Regions from separate parts of the Mus musculus genome. Here region 2 is linked to region 1. Evidence: chromatin loops called from intact Hi-C (ENCODE). Cell type or tissue: heart. All regions are shown on one strand. Each heading gives the region's core, and the rest is flanking DNA. Links, peaks and the distances in the headings are about the cores only. Region 1 has its middle 140 kb from the start of Rab10os. Region 2 overlaps Kif3c (kinesin family member 3C).

Region 1 (8,334 bases), core at 170-8,169:
CTCCCCCTGTGGGTGTCTCCTTCTCAGCCATTATCTGTCTTCTTTTCATGCCTGTCAGGTGGTGGCCATGACTGTGCAGTTATAAAGGTCAGTGGTCCAGCAGAGAGGTCAGGCCCTGCAGAAGGCGTGCTGATGAAGCGTTACAATGCACACTGAATATGTTAACTCTCTACTTCACTCCCAGGGCAGGCTACAGTTGCTTCCTGTGTGGTATGGGGTTCACTCAGAACTCTAAGGTATGGACCACTCCAGCCAGGCGTCTCTGAACCACAGCCTACAGAGTAAACACCTCTAGCTCCCCATACCACTGAATTCTTCATTTGATTAGTTCAGTCCTCACCAAAATGAAAGAAAATGTTTTTCTCTCATTTTCATAAATGACATGGGAGATTTTTAGGCATTATTTATCATGTAGACAGTAAACCACACCATCCCGGCTGGCTTAGTTGGTAAAGTACTTGTTGGACCAGCACGAGAACTTGAGTTTGATTCCCAGAACCCATCTAAGGATGTGAGGGATGGAACAATGAGCCTGTAATTCCAGTGTTGGGAGGCAGAAACAAGCACATCCCTGTGGTTTACTTGCCAGCCAGCCTAGGCTAATCAGCTATCAAAGAACAGTAAAAGATGCCCTCTGAAGTAACAAAAGAAACAAACAAACAAAGCAATGTGGCTGGCACCTGAGGAACAACACTTGAGGTAGACCTCTTGCCTCCCATGTACACATAGGCATCCTTACAAAGAAAAATACCTATGAGCCTTGGTTCCTACCTCACCCGATATCAGTATACAAAGACTAATCAGATGATTCTGGACTTGATGGTAGAGAAGAGAGAGGAGAGAGGGGCCAGCAGGCAAGGTTGGCACAATCGAAATCCTAATCTTGAAAGTACACTGTAGTCCTGGGTGCAAGGAACTGCCTGGTCCAGGCCCTTACTTCAGCACCCTCCCTCCCTTAATGTTTGTTAATATTCATTGTTAAAGACAGAGTAGTAGATTCCAGAATGTCCCCTGTTAACTCTTTTCAGTACTCTCTTTTCTTCAAGATTCTATCTTTGAACTTCAAGGTTGGATCTATTTATATATATGTATATATGTGTATGTGTATATGTAGATAAAGCATAGTCATCTTTAGGACAACTGAATTAAAACTGGAAAAAAAAGAAAGAAAACAAACAGACTTGAACACTGAAGCAACCTCAAACATCTCTTTATTTTGATGATATATTTTTGTAAAGAAAATAAATAATCATATGATCAGGAATGTATATAACTAAATGAAATCAAGAAAAAAATGACAGTATGCATTTTAAAAGAATTATAAATTATCAGTGCTTGGAATGGGGCTAAGGAAAGTGCTGAAATATAAATAAAAGGAAATAATGTAGATTGTACCATTGTAAATGTTCACAAGTAGTTATGCTTTACATGAACAGGATTATTACGGATGAGTGTTAATGAGGTCAGAGCCTGGCCTTCCGGTCTTTGCCCTGTGAGTATGGAAAGAGATACGGCAACCATAGGTCACTAGTCAACGGACCCCCAAAACTCGTAAATTTGATGCAAAATGACCATCTAGACACTGTTCCACCTGGGGATCCATCCCATAAACAACCACTAAACCCAGACACTATTGCAGATGACAACAAGTTTTTGCTGACAGGAGCCTGATATAGCTGTCTCATGAGAGGCTCTGCTAGTGCCTGACAAATACAGAAGTGGATGCACACAGTCATCCATTGGACAGAGCACAGGGTCCTCAATGAAGGAGCTAGAGAAAGTACCCAAGGAGCTGAAGGGGTTTGCAGCCAGATAAGAGGAACAACAATATGAACTAATCAGTACCCCCAGGACTCTCTAGGACTAAGCCACCAACCAAAGAAAACACATGGTGGGACTTGTGTCTCTAGCTGCATACGTAGCAGACGATGGCCTAGTCAGCCATCAATGGGAGGAGAGGCCCTTGGTCTTGGGAAGGTTCTATGCCCCAGTATAGGGGGATGCCAGGGCCAGGAGTGGGTGGGTTGGGGGCAGGGGGAGGGAGAAGGGGATAGGGGATTTTCAGAGGGGAAACTAGGAAAGGGGACAACATTTAAAATATAAATAAAGAAAATATCTAGTAAAAAAAAAGTAGGCTTTGTTTTTCAGCTTCCTCTGCAGTTCCATGTGAAGATTGGTAAATCAGTTTTTACTTGTAGTATAATAAAACATAATTTGGATGGATATCTTGAAAAATATATGTATCAGTTTTTGAGATTATAATTATTCTATTTTCCCTTTCCTTACTCCAAACCCTGCTATGTATGCCCCTTGTTCTTTTTAGAATTAATGGATTGTTTTCCTTAGTTGGACACTCACAGGCACGTGCACACATGCACATAAGCCCAGGCATGTGCACACTCTCACATCTCTGTGCATCAGGCCTTTAATGAGAGCTTCTTTCTCTGACAGCTCTGGAACTATTGGTTTACTTGAGATTGCTTGCTCCTCTCTGACTGGGAGTCTCAGATGCACACCCCAGGATGCTAGCGTGGTACAGTCCATATCTGCAGATGGCCTTCATCCTCACTGCAAGCCTGTCCTAAAGGAAATGGGATTATGCTTCACCATGGGGATTTGGAATAGGAGCAACTTCCTGACTGATGGTTTCCTCCCATAGAATCTTTAAAATTAGAGTCGCTTCCTATTTTTCAATCAATCTTTCTTTCTTTCTTTCTTTCTTTCTTTCTTTCTTTCTTTCTTTCTTTCTTTCTTTCTTTCTTTCTTCCTTCCTTCCTTCCTTCCTTCCTTCCTTCCTTCCTTCTTTCTTTCCTTCTTTCTTTCTTTCTTTCTTTCTTTCTTTCTTTCTTTCTTTCTTTCTTTCTTTCTTTCTTTCACGGAATAAAAATACACAGGATAGATTTTTTTCAGGACTCTTTCTCCCCATGAGTGTATATGCTCGTGTTGTTAAGAGTGAAAGATCCTGACAGAATGTAAAAGGTCACAGAAGCCCTGAAATTGGCAAGATAGATGTCAGTGTTAGCAGGACTAGCTTCACTGATTTAGAAAAATAGAGGTGCACAATGCTCTGGCCACTCCTCGAACCTCTGTGTCTGCCAATGTTCTGACCATGTGTGTGCCCATTGCTGCACCTTCATTAGACTCTTTCCTTGTACCCCTCCCATACCCATTTCTTGAGAATAGACATTGTTTAGATCTGGAAATCCCCTACCCTCCCCCTTCTCCTTTCCCCCTTGAGGGCCTATAATAACTGGGACCTCTTTCCCCTCGAGGTCGACTCCTCTACCCCTGCATGGGATATGAGTCGTCCCCAGAGCTCTGGCTTTCCCCGAATAAAGCCTCATGTGGTTTGCAACAAGCTCGGTCTATCGTGAGTTCCTGGGTGTCCGCTATTGTCCTGAGGCCTGAGCGAGGGGCTCCTCTCAGAGTCTTTCAAGAGGAGACAGCTTATTACACATTCAAATTTCAAATTAGAGACAACTTAGAATACTTCAATTCTTTTCCGTAACAATTTAACAGACAGCAAATGCCTTGTTCTTATCTCTTAAAGGACCCAAAAGTGCTTTAGCAAACTAAAGAAATAACAAGAAATATGTTTATGGAACAATAAATTATTGTCCATAAATAATATTATTTTCTCATTAGCAGCTATTTGAGAGAAACCCTGAAGGACCCCAAACTGAATTTGAAAAGCAAGTCTTTGCAGTGCTTACTGAAGATTGACACTATGATGCTGACAAATGAAGAAAAATATCAAGTATTACTGCCATCTAGTGACCACTTTGGGTCACCGCCACCATTTGAGGCAGCCCTGAACCTCACTCAGCTCTCACCCCCAAGTTCTGTGAATGGTTAAGTTGCCCAGGAAGGGTTGAGAGTCAGTTCACTCTTCCTGCTTTAAAAGTCAATCAGAGGTTACCAATGAGAGCCAATGAGAGACTAGCAAACAGATGCTGGTGTTTAAGACCTTTCACTTTTCGTTTCCTAATTGAATTTCATCTTGGTGACAGAATGTGATCGGAGTGGTAAATCACTTGAGAGCTTATTGAGACTTCCTTTGGAAGTAAACGTGTGGTACGTTTTTGTTACAGTTCTGTGAGCACTTGATGAACATACTATTTTTCTTTTTTCTACTTGTGTGCTTGTTTAAATTTTCATCTTACACAGCAAGTTTAAGTATTAATTGGGTTGCTCCACTTTTTCATAAGCTATGTTTATTCCTGACATCGTTTTCTTCTGACCCAGATGATATAGACTTGTCCTCTCTAATTTTGATTCATCTCTTCTTATTGCACCGACACTTTTGCCCCTGTATTTAAAGTGATCGCCCCTGCCTTCAGGCCTTGTTTATCCACTACCAATTTCCCTACTATCGATTGTTTCAGGAAGGAATTTGTCTGGCCTCTGTCTCTCTGTTTCTGTCTAACTTGCACATGGGTGCACACACAAGTGAAGGCAGAGTCCATGTTGGGCTCCCTCCATTACTCCCAATTTTGCTTTTGACACGGGATCTCTCTGTAGGAGCTGAAGCTTGCCATTTTGACTAGACTGGCTGGCCAGAGAGCCCTTGGCATCCACTGTGTCTCTTCCCCCTGGGAACTGGGAATCAGTCATCATCACGGATGCAATGGTAAGCCCATGCCTGCTTTAAAAACTATCCTGCATTCTCTTGTCAGAAACTATATCTCAATAGTTTTGTTGCTTCCTCTTTGGTATTTAGCAAACAGAATATTTAGCGTTGTGTTACCGTTGGGTTTGACATTCCTGTTGTCTTATGCACCTCAGGTGGATCGTTCTTAGTTCCACATAGTATTCCACTCGTGTGTGTGTGTGTGTGTGTGTGTGTGTGTGTGTGTATTTTAAATAACTTGTTTTTATTTATGTGTCCCTGTGTGCATTTGCCACATGTGAGCACCTGTAACATGGAGTTCAGAGGAGGGTGTCAGGCTCCTCAGAGCTGGACTTAGTTGTGAGCCAGACATGTGGGTGCTGGGAACTGAGCTCAGGTCCTCTGGAAGAACAGCAAACATTCTTAACCGCTAAGCCATTTCTTCAGGCATATTATGACTTTTGAGTATGTGAAGTCTACTCATTCTCTTGTCAAGAGATACTTACTTCTTACTTCAAGTGAGGCTGGACACCACTCATCCATTCCTTGGTGTACTTTCATGTGAGAACTTCCCAAGAAATTTTCATTGATCTTCCCTAACATCATCTTGGAAGATAGGGCATGCACAAACACTGACAATTATAATATCTCAAAGTTTCAGTTTAAATTTGAAGTGGCAAGTTATGTCCTTTTCTCTTATAAATACTATCATTTTAAGATGCAATCACTCAACTATCTAGGCAGGGTGATGAGGGCTCCCACTAACAGGAAGAAACATGAAGACACACCTTCAGGGGAGTCTGAAATATTACATTCTCCCCTTTCCCCCTTAGACTCACGTTTCTGCACTTTGATCCTAATTCTTTTAAGCAATAATTGTATGTGTGTTTATTTGTGTGGCAGGAGGCCATGGGCATGCCACGACAATAATTGTATGTGTGTTTATTTGTGTGGCAGGAGGCCATGGGCACGCCACGACAATAATTGTATGTGTGTTTATTTGTGTGGCAGGTGGCCATGGGCACGCCACGACACTGCGAGGAGGTCAGAGAACCTTCGGGAGCCGCTTCTTCCTTTCTAGCATGTGGATCCTAGGTGTGCAGCTCTGGTGCCAGACATGCTGACAAGTGTGGTAACTTGCTGAACATCCCTCGCACCTTCTTAATGAATTATATTTTAACACTTGAAAATAGTTCCTCAGTCTTGTTATAGTTCTATAACAAGGTATAAATGAAAAAAATTAAAACCCCCTCCACTCTGCGGCAACCCAAAGTCCTGAATGTTCAAGCGTCTTAGCCTGGATTGAGTTCGGAGGATTATTGGTGCTACTATGTGTTAAATGAATTGAAAATTCTAGCTTGTTCATATAAAAGATGCACAGTCTGGGTATTTGATTTACAAGCTGTGAGCCTAGATTGGGCAGGTTTTGGAGCTTACATCCCAGTCACATGTCCCTTTTTCTTGCTGTTTCTCCTGGCCACATGCTCATGGTCAGTCTCCTTTCGTGGCAGCTCCCTCCTTCTTCAGTCTTCTGTTTTCTCTCACTCCTGTCTTTATTTGTAGCCCTGAGCCAGGTAACTGGAAAAAACCCACCTACCTCTATCTACTGCCAATCACAGGCTTTAGCTTTTTATTGACCGATTAACTTGAGGAGAGAGGTTACATAGCATCCCTTGATGTGAGAATCTCCTCATGGGGGCCACCAGATCTTGGGGTGTAAACTTTAGCATTTGAGTACAAGTAGCACCAGACCAACCCCCTACAACTATGAAACTGAGCAAAGCCATGCGGTTATTTTCATGAACATTTATTAGATATTAAAAATTTGGAAACATGTCAGGATGAAGTATATGTGAGCGGCCATTTGGACACCCATGTGGTCAGTGCTATGAAAAGGGGAGCATGGACCCATTTCACTTCTGCTGCTCCTAGGAACTCCTGTGTTTGCAAGACTGGTGGGTGGAAAGCACCCATCTCACTATGTTTTGTCAATGATTTGAGCTCATGATAAGGAACACTGTTAAAATGTAATGTGTCATGTGACTTGAAGTGCTTTGGAGAAAGCACCCTTTGGTTTCTGGGACCAATCATTGTGCAGATGCTGCAGCTTGTACTAGAGATTGACCCACTGCAAGAACAATTTAATGTCATAAAATTTCCGCCAACGATTAATATAATTAGGATTATTTTCCGTTTTACTATCAGCAAATATTTAGATGGTTTCTGGGGAATGCGCCACATAATTCCTGAGACAAAGAGCAAATGGAGAATTGCACCTGCTGTGCTTTGACTAGTGAGAAGACACACAGCCAGAGCGCACAGGGAGCCTCAGAGCAGCTCTGTCAGTGGCAACTTTGGATAGAGTGCCGCTGTTTCACGTCTTAGAGACGTTGCCACAAAGGCACAGCGTTAACTAACCCACCCACTGCACGTGACAACCTGAATTTTTAACTCACAAAGTCTTTGTTAGCTAAATGAAAAAGTCTTGGAAAAAAGCATGTGTATGTCTAAAACTGCAGTGAAAGCATCAACAGGGATTCTAGAAACGGGCAGGAAAAGGCTGTGCGAGAAGGGTCACGTGACAGCTCTGCCATTACAGCCATAATACAATAAATAAAAGGAAAGCTGAGTGGTCACAGTCTTTACTTATTCTGAAACAACAAAATGTAAAATGTGCTTTTTGTGAAACAGGAGTAAGAGAAGACATGGGATTTCATTGGACAGAAAGGTGTGAAGAGCTGGAGAGATGGCTTAGTAAGTAGTTTGTGTAGCTCTTGCAGAGAACCTGGGTTAGGTTTCTAGCACACACTGGGTGGTCCACAACTACCTTTAGCTTCCTGATTCAGATGCCTCTGGCCTCTACAGATAACTGCACTTGTGAGCTCTTCCTCCTATCCCCCACATACACAGAATTAAAAATGATAAGAACAAGTATTTAAAATGTGTGAGACAGTTACCCACGCCGTATGTGTGTGTTAGATGCTGGCTTAGCTTCCGAAGCCTGCAAAACTCCGAATAACTTCAGTAATTCTAGTGAGCGTCATAGCCAAATGTCTCATATTTATGAGAAAGGGAATCTATGTTTATTGTAAACAAATTAGAATATAATCCAGGGAAAAATAAACACAATTCACATTTATAAGTGACAGTATCTTATAAATCTTATAAAATTGTTACTATTTAAGATCATTATAATTGGCATAGAAATGTTTGAGACATAAAAGATATTTTAGATTATAGATTGTTGTGTGTAATATTAAAAATCAACCCACACTATTGCCTGCTAGGCACTGGCCAGTAATCTCAGTCTGTTCCCAGCCCTGTACCAAGACCGCATGTTTTCCTTTTGCCAAAGCCTGTCCCACCCAAGCTGGCTCTGCCTATCCAGAGCTCCGAAATCACTCTCCCCTCCCCACTGCTGGCTGCTGCCAAACACCCTCACACTCCCAAATTTCCGCAGCTAGTTGGGGGCGCACTCTTGCCAAGCTCCCCTGCACCCCTCCCCCCCAGCTCAGTTGAATCGCCTCAAAATGGAAAACACCAGACAATCTTAGTTTAGACTCAACAGATAACACAATTGCTGGCCGTGGAATCTAGCATCTTAAATTCACCAACTATTCTGTTAGAAATCTTCCAGTGGCAGATACTGGTGGATTCTGCCACCAGATCTAACAGTCCCTGGCCTACATTGTGCCTGTTTTGCTCCCACTGTCCAAACAGAAGTC
Region 2 (8,334 bases), core at 66-8,065, 290 kb before region 1:
TGTGCAGGCAAAACGCCCATATAAATAAAACAACAGTGGTAAAATGGAAACTTAAGCTCCATCTCAAGGGTGGACACTGTTCTCATTGTCAGTTGTTTCTAGTCACTCTTTTCTCTTGAAAATGTGTGTGTGTGTGTGTGTGTGTGTGTGTGTGTGTGTGTGTGTGTGTGTGTGTGTGTGCAGCTGGAGTTACAGGCAGGCATAGTAATCTGCCTGACACAGGTGCTGGGACTCAAACCCAGATTCTCTGTAAGACCAGCATATGCCTTTGACTACTGAGCCCTGTCTCCAGCTCCCTGCTACGGCATTCTTCTCTTACTCTGAGAACAGGCATCCAGCACCCTCTGGACTTCCTGGTCTTCCATACATTCCCAGGGCAGCAGATGGGACTTTTCTGTGTCTGCTCCCATTTTCTCCTCAGCTCACCTGCTCACCTTATTTCACAGCCCTGTGCGTCTGCATTTCACTGTCCTCTTCCTCTCAAGTCTCACACCCTGCGAAGCTTTACTTAAAGTTTGTTTGTTTTTGCTTTTTGAGACAGAGTCTCTCTGTGTAGCCCTGGCTGTCTTGGAACTCTGTAGACCGGGATAACCTTGAACTCAGAGATCCACCTGCCTCTGTCTTCTGAATGCTAGGATTGAAGGCTTTCACAACCACCACCTGGCAGCTGTAAATTTCTTAATTTATTCATTTGGGGGTAAGGACACAAATGCCATGGTCCCAATGTGGAGATGAGAGGATAGTTTGGAGGAGGAGGTCTCTCCTCCTACAGTGTGGTCCTAAGGATCAAATGCAGCCTCAGGATTGCTAGCAAGTCCCTTCATAAGCTGAGCCATGTCACCACCATCACCTATCACATAGAGACTTTTTTGAGACAGGGTCTTAATGTAGCCTAGGCTGCCTGGAACTTAAGTGCAGCCTAGGCTAACCTCAAACATGAGGCCATCCTCCTATCTCAGCCTCCAGAGTACTCAGATTACAGCAGCGAGCTACCACATATGATTTAAGGAATGTTTTTACCAAGATTTTAAAAATAAAGTTGCCTCTGTAACAAACCCAGTTTGGCCTTCTTCCCTCCTGTAGGAGGAGGGAATGCTCTCCTAACCCGGAGCCAGGTGTGGGAGCTCATGTTTCTGTCCAGGTTCTTGGGTGGCGAAGGCAGGGGGATGAGGAGGTCTAAGTCATCCATGGCTACAAAGTGAGCTTAAGGCCAACCTAGTGCACAGGAGACCCTGTCTCAAAACTATGAAAGCAAAGTGGGGAGGGTGGGACCATAGTTCAGATGGTAGAGAGTGTACCTAGCATGCATGAAGTCCTGGGTTTGATCCTAAGCACTGTACCAAACAGGCATGCTGCCACGGGCCTATGCTCTCCGCATTTGGGAGGTAGAAGCAGAAGACTCAGAAGATGAGGGGCATCTGAGGCCAACTTGTGACTCAGGAGATTGGTGTCTTCATCAATATGATGGCATGGAGAATGTTTGTAGACTGGCTCCTCTATGGCTGGGTCAAGTCTGGGCACGGGGTCTCACACCCTCATATATATCCCAGAACTGGGGAGGCAGAAAGTCAGGAGTTCAAAGCCAGCCTTAGCTACATGCTACATTCAGGGCCATCCAGGGCTATAGAGTGAGAGGCTAACTTAAATAAATAAATAAATAAGTAAATAAATGCCAGAAGTTTCTCAGAGTTGAACAGGGTAGCATGTGCCTGTAGTACCAGCTGTTTGAGGAGCTAAGGGAGGAGAGTCCTTTCAGACCAGGAGTTGGGGACCAGCCTGAGCAATGGACTAAGACTGGTCTTTATGCTTCCTTTTTTTTCTTTCTCTTTTTGTTTTTTGTTTTTGTTTTGTTTTGTTTTTTTGTTTGTTTTGTTTTTCGAGACAGGGTTTCTCTGTGTAGCCCTGGCTGTCCTGGAACTAACTTTGTAGACCAGGCTGGCCTCAAACCTAGAAATCTGCCTGCCTCTGCCTCCCGAGTGCTGGGATCAAAGGCGTGCGCCGCTACGCCTGGCTAAGACTGGTTTTTAAAACAAAGTCAAGCCCAACCATTTTCTCGTGTGACAAAGTAGACACCAAAGTAGACACTCAGTGCCTATCACTGAGTTTAACCTCTATCCCTAGAAGCAAAACAAGGGAGAAATTAAACAGGCACACTCACAAACCAGCATAATCCACCAACTCTAACCAAAATATGAAGGTAAAAGAGACAGAAAGAAGAAAAGACTTCCCAAATAAGCTGACATAGCCATGTTCAAACATTGTCCCATGGTAACAATGACCCCTTGCTTTGGAGAGCGGCCTGGGCGGGGTGATCCTTGTGGCTGTCATCAAGGGAGGGTGGCTGCTTCTAACAAAAGCTGTTTCCTAAGGGACAGCCCAGCCTTAGGTAATTTGTTTCAAACAATGTCTCTCCACTCAGTGCAGTCTTCAGTGTTCTCATCCCAGAGTATCCCAGGCCTCAGCAAAGCAAAACAGCCCACAACTTGAACAATGCTTTAGTGGTGAGAGACAGAGCTTTTGTGTTTTCAGCCCTGCGTGAGTCATGTTTTGTGAGTTGTGGGAGATGTCTGGGAAGGAAAGGAGGGAGGGTCCTTCCACCGCCTCAGATTCCAGAGCACCCTCTTCTCACAGAAACCCATGTTCAAGGCCTTCCCCTCCCCCAAGCTCCAGTTGTGAAAGTAGAGATCAAGGGGACAGATGTAGTCTGGGAGATGGGGGGTGGCCACCACTCCCCTCCGCCACCAGCCCACCCCCTGGCTTCTCTGTGAACTCTCAGTCTCAGCTAGGGTTTGCAGGAGGAACTATTTTCTTTATTCCAACACTAACAACTTTCAGATATTAAAAAGAAACAAGGAGTGGGGTCTGGGAAGGCAGCTTGGTAGTTAAGAACACCGGCCACTGCTCCTCCCGAGGAGTCCTAGCACCAACACAGTGGCTCACGAGGGATCCTGTGCCACCTTCTGGCCTTTGTAGCCACCAAGAAAGCACGTGATGCACAGACATACAGGCAGGCAGAGCCCGCATGCACATAAAACATAAAGTTAAACTAAAGAGAAAAAATAATTTTTTAATTTTAAAGAATTGCCTCAAATAGATGAGGTTGCACATTCCTGCAATCCCAGCCCTGGGAAGCCTAAGACAGAGGAGCAAGGCTAGCCTGGGCTACATAGTGAGACCCTGACTCAACTAAGTATGCTGGCTCATGCCTGTAATCCCAGATTTGGGAGGTGGAAGCAGGAGGATCAGGAGTTCAAGGACAGCCTCAAGTACATAAAAAGGGCAAAAGGGGCAGGTACAACCTGCCTTCATGAGTGCTTACCTCAAACTCACATACAAACATACACAGACACACACAAAGCATGTACACACTCATCCACACACACACACACAAAGTATGCACACACTCATACACACACTCATACACACACACACACACTCATCCACACACACAAAGTATGCACACACTCATCCACACACACACACACTCATCCACACACAGAGCATGAACACACTCATACACACACACACACACACACACACACACAAATCACACACACTCTCATCCACACACAGAGCATGCACACACTCATACACACACTCACACACACACACACACACACACACACACACACACACACACACACAAATCATGCACTTGTGCTTTGGCCTGGCAAGCTGAGTTCAATCCCTGGGACCCACATGGTAGAGAGACTCAACTTCTGTAAGTTGTCCTCTGACATCAAATGAACGCTGGGTCAAGCTCACCTATCTCCCAACACACAGCTAAATGCAATAAAAACTTAAATAAAAATTTAAGAAGGAAAGTGACTAGTTGGCAATTAAAAAAATAAAATAAAGTATGTTTTTAAAATAAAATTAAGTTAGAATGCAAAGAAATGGGTCTCATGGTGGAACTGTCATACGTACATGTCATATGCTGTCCCCATTTGTTTCCTTTCCTCAATTAAACAGGGCACATGTCACACATACAAGTAACCTCAGCATTCCTGAGGCAGGGATCTGGAGGACTGAACTCAGGAGTTCAAAGCCAGCCTGAACTACACAGTGAATTTCAGGCCAGCCTTGGCTACATTGCATGACTCTTGTCTCAAGGAAAAAAACAAAAACAAATATCCCTTCTCAATTGCAGATTAAACAGGCATTTAAATGTAATAATGATCTCAGGGCTAGGGGAAGGGAAACATCTGTAAATTATATAATTAGGGAACTGGAAAAAGTGAATATAACCTATAAATAGAATTAAATTCTCTCAGTATGAAACTTCCTAAAAATAACCATTGTATGTGGTAATGGAAGATAATGTTTTGCTTTGCTTTGCTTGTGAGATAGGATCTCTATATACAGCCCTGGGCTGGCCTGAACTTTGCTAGACCAAGCTGGACTCAAACTCACAGAAATCCTGCCTGTGCTTCCCCAGTGCTGGGATTAAAAATGTACACTAGCAGACCTGTCCCAAACGGTTGTATGCACTTAGACACTACCAACCTCATACTAGCTTCGATCCCAGCTCTGGGGAGGATCCTGCCCTGCCGTGGAAGTAGCGTCCCTAGGTTACAGAGAGTAAAGAATCTCCAGAGAAGTACTATCCTTCCATCATTATATACAGATTTGGTCCCACTGCAAGAGGCACTCCGTCCGCTTTGTATGGTCCGCCTCGTTCTACGCAGCTACCAGCAGAGGGCGCTGCACACCCAGCTAACTGATGCAGCTGCACATCATGTGCAGACTTCAAGCTCTCCAGGGTAGAAACAGTTGGAATTGCTGAACACCCAGCTGAGAAGCTAGAAAGACTGCAGCAGGCCTCTATGGTGCCCAGTCATGACACTTCTCCATCTTTCCCTCTGGACCACAAGCTCAGAAATGTCTGACTTAACTTCTGCCTGTATTCTTACACAGCAGAGCTGAGCAAATATTAACAACTGTTGCTAATTTCTGGCAACCAACACAAGCCCATGCATGTATCCACCGGAACTAACCACTGGGGACAGAAGCGCTTCCCACCACAAGCCCCTCCCCTTACAGGCTCCTTTTCCATCCTGACCACTTCCTTCATGGTGATCCATACAGGATAGATCCTGGCAAAACTCATCCATGTGCACCTCTTAATCCACTCCCCAAGACCCGACCTGGAACAGGGTCTCAAGCCCCTCACCACTCATGACCCTGGGAGAGGCTTGCAAGTCCCTAGGTCCCGACAGACGGCCACTGGAACTCACACTCCAGCTGGCACCAGTGGCTGGAACCTCCACTGCTCCTCCTCACAGTCCAGGAAAAGGCGGTTCATGATCTTGTTCTTCTCCTCAGGGGGGATGAAGTTCTCAATGATGAGGTACCTGGGGGTGGGTACAAGGCAGAAATGGAGGGAGGGAGGGAGGGAGGGAGAGATCTCAGAGATCACAGAGGGAACGGGGGGGTGGGGGTGGAGGTAACAAGGGTGGAAGGGATGCCATTGCCACACAATAATGGAACTTGAAGACCACAGCTTCTAATGCAAAGACTGTGGGCCCAGGGCCCTAGGGGTTATTTTCCACTAGCACTCAGCAGACACTCTGACAGAGGGAGGTGGAGCCATCAAACCAGGCTGAGGAAGTAGAACAACTTAAGAGCTGGTCTAGCTCATGAGCTCCAGGTTCAGTGAGAGACCCAGTCTCCAAAATCATCATCGTCAATGTCAACCCATGGCCCCCATATTTGAATCACAGGTGTGCATATACATACACCTTAGACCCAAAACAAGAAGACGCACAAGCCTGCCTACATGTGCTAACCCAGTAACTGGGAAGCTGAGGCAGGAAGACAGCTGAGCCTCAAGACAGCTTGAGCTACAGAGTGGGAGGACCCTGTCTCAAACAAACAAACAAACAAACAAACAAACAAAAACCCAACCCAACCAGAAATGCAAACAAGGGGGGAAGAATGGACATGTGAGTGCTTAGTCAAAATATGGCTGTCCGAAGAGTCTCTTACAGAAGCCCTGAGGGATGGGGGAGACTGTGGGGACCCAGAACCAGAAGAGGAGCCAGCCCTACTTGAGCTTTAGTTCCCGGGTCTGCTCATTCTGCGCCTCCTCCAGGTCCTGCCGCACGCGGATGTACTCTTCGTGTTGGTCCTGGATCTCGGCCTTCACCGCCTGTAGCTTGGCATAGAGCTGTACATGCACAAGTGTGACTCAGCGGAGTTCAGTCAGGCACAAGTGTGACTCAGCAGAGTTCAGTCAGGCCCGTCACCCAGCCTGGGCTTCCTGCTCTGAACTCAGAATGGCTGCCTAGCCCTATGACTCCGTCAGGATGGGCTATCTCAAGGGCAGCCACTGTCCTCCCCGTGACTCAGTCCCTCCCACTCACTGGGACTCACCAATATCTCTCTCTCTCTCTCTCTGTATCATCAAGTGTTCAAACTGAAAGAGAACTGATGGAATGCATGCTAGCCTGACATTTTCTTTCTCCCTTTTAAAAAAAAATTATTTATTTATTTATTTTTAGTTATATGAGTATGCTGTAGCTGTCTTCAGACACACCAGTAGAGTGTGCATTGGATCCCATTACAGGTGGTTGTGAATCACCATGAGGGAATTGAACTCAGGACCTCTGGAAGAGCAGTCAGTGCTCTTAACCACTGAGCCATCTCTCCAGCCCGACATCCTCTTTCTACAGGTGAGGAAAATAAGATGTAGACTAACTAAAAGGTCATAAGGTCATAACTGAATAAAGAAAGAATAGAGCCAGGCCAGATGGTGGTGGCCCACACCTTTAGTCCCAGACCTTGGGAGGCAGAAGCAGGTGAGTATATTGAGTCCGAGGCCAGCCTTATCTACTGTGTGAATTCTAGGACAGCCAGGGCTACATGGAGAAACCAGTGCCAATTTGAAAAACCAAAAAATTAAATAAATATAGACAAACTAAAAAGGATGGAACCATGTCTCATTTTGGAGATCCACGGTTAGCGTTGGAGGTAGAATGAGTTGAGAAGGTAACCTACTCAAAAGTAAGGGCATGAGAGCCGGCAATGGCTTTCCCATTTCCCTCCTAACCGCTGAGTGCTGTACTAGTAACTGCTTTAAGGACTGGGCCTGGTCAGCTCGAAGTGGCCACAATAATAATCCTGGGGCCTCCCAGGGCTCGTTCCTGAGTCCACACTGGAACTTCCTACCCTAGGCCCATCTCAAGTCACAAATGTCCATGACTTCTGCAGGATCCGGGTGAGCAGATTCTTGTCCCTTGGTGTGGCGTGTAGGACCTTGTCTTCCTCCCTGGACGCAAGTTTCCATAGCCACACCGCATTCCCTGACCCAGCTACCAAAACTAGGATTCACTGGTGACTCCCAGTGTAGAGAAGTTAGCCAGGACCATGAGGATGACCACACAGTACACTGCAAGTGACACCCTGGCACCAGATGCCTGCCTCCTGGCTGTCTCCCCACCCCACAGTCCAAGCTCAGAGGTTGAACTTTGGGGAGGGGCCTTTGAGGCCCACCCTCTTAGGCAGCGGCCTGTTTACCCGCTGCGCATCTTACCTTCTTGAGTTTCTTGGTTTTAACTTCCACCTCCTGCTGCAGGGATGAGTAGGTACCACGTAGCTCCATGGTTTCTTCATCGCGGAGCAGCATCTCCTGCTGCATTTCCCGTTCACGGCGTTTCTAGGGCAAGGCAGAGCAAGGGGGTCACAAGGGAAAACCACGCCCACTGGGGAAGGCTACCGGAGCACACGGGCTGGCTCGATCTGCCTGTTGTAGCACCTGGCTTGTTCGTGGACACAGACCCATTTTTTTCAGACCCTGTGAATACAGCTTTTTCAGGTATGGGCCTGTGTGCATGGAGGCCCCAGCCCTAAGAGCCGGCATACCTTGGGGGCATTACCGGTAGCATCATAGTTGACTGGTAACTAACTTGATGACTTAGGAAACAGCCATACAGGCAATGAATCTGCAGGGGAATCTACCACTTCCTCTCACCCAAAGAGAGACCCCGAGCTGGTACACCCAGGGAAACCAAGCAAGGTAGTGCGGGTTTTGCATTATAATTCCCGGATTCCCAGTCCAACAGGGCTTACGCACCAGCCTATCCAACACATGACCCCAAGGCCGTATGCCTCAGAGAACCGGAAGCCAGCAGCCTTACCTGTTCCGCAATCTCCTGTCGCTTCAGTTCCAACATCTTCTGTTGCTCGTTGGTGTGATCCATGATGTTCCGCCCCCCAATGAGTAGCTTGCTTTCCATGGCCTGAGAACACAAGGAGGGGCAGGGTCAGAGACCGGACTGGCAAAGGGCCATAGGATCTCAATTTTGGACTTTGTGTTTGTTGGTCGCAGGGTCT

What was found. A loop is a pair of places that touch in the nucleus more often than their neighbours do. Peaks named below come from ENCODE experiments on the same cell type or tissue, not always from the same donor. Only the 100,000 strongest peaks of a DNase experiment are listed, where the experiment ranks them.
Region 2: it touches region 1 in a loop (20-fold over the local background); 12 of 42 quality-filtered maps call a loop at or near these places.

What each region holds. Positions count from the first base shown.
Region 1 is chr12:3,093,837-3,102,170 of GRCm38, reverse strand. No RefSeq gene overlaps it. Among named protein-coding and RNA genes, the nearest start is that of Rab10os, 140 kb to the left of the region's middle. In heart, for the core only: CTCF peaks have their summits at 3,595 and 3,814 (motif pointing left); no DNase peak of the experiment used is centred there.
Region 2 is chr12:3,387,458-3,395,791 of GRCm38, reverse strand. It overlaps Kif3c (kinesin family member 3C), which reads right to left. Exons shown (of 8, transcript NM_008445.2): 2 at 8,139-8,240; 3 at 7,535-7,657; 4 at 6,051-6,169; 5 at 5,238-5,354. Among named protein-coding and RNA genes, the nearest start is that of I920046F24Rik, 26 kb to the right of the region's middle. In heart, for the core only: no CTCF peak of the experiment used is centred there; a DNase peak (open chromatin) is centred at 4,691.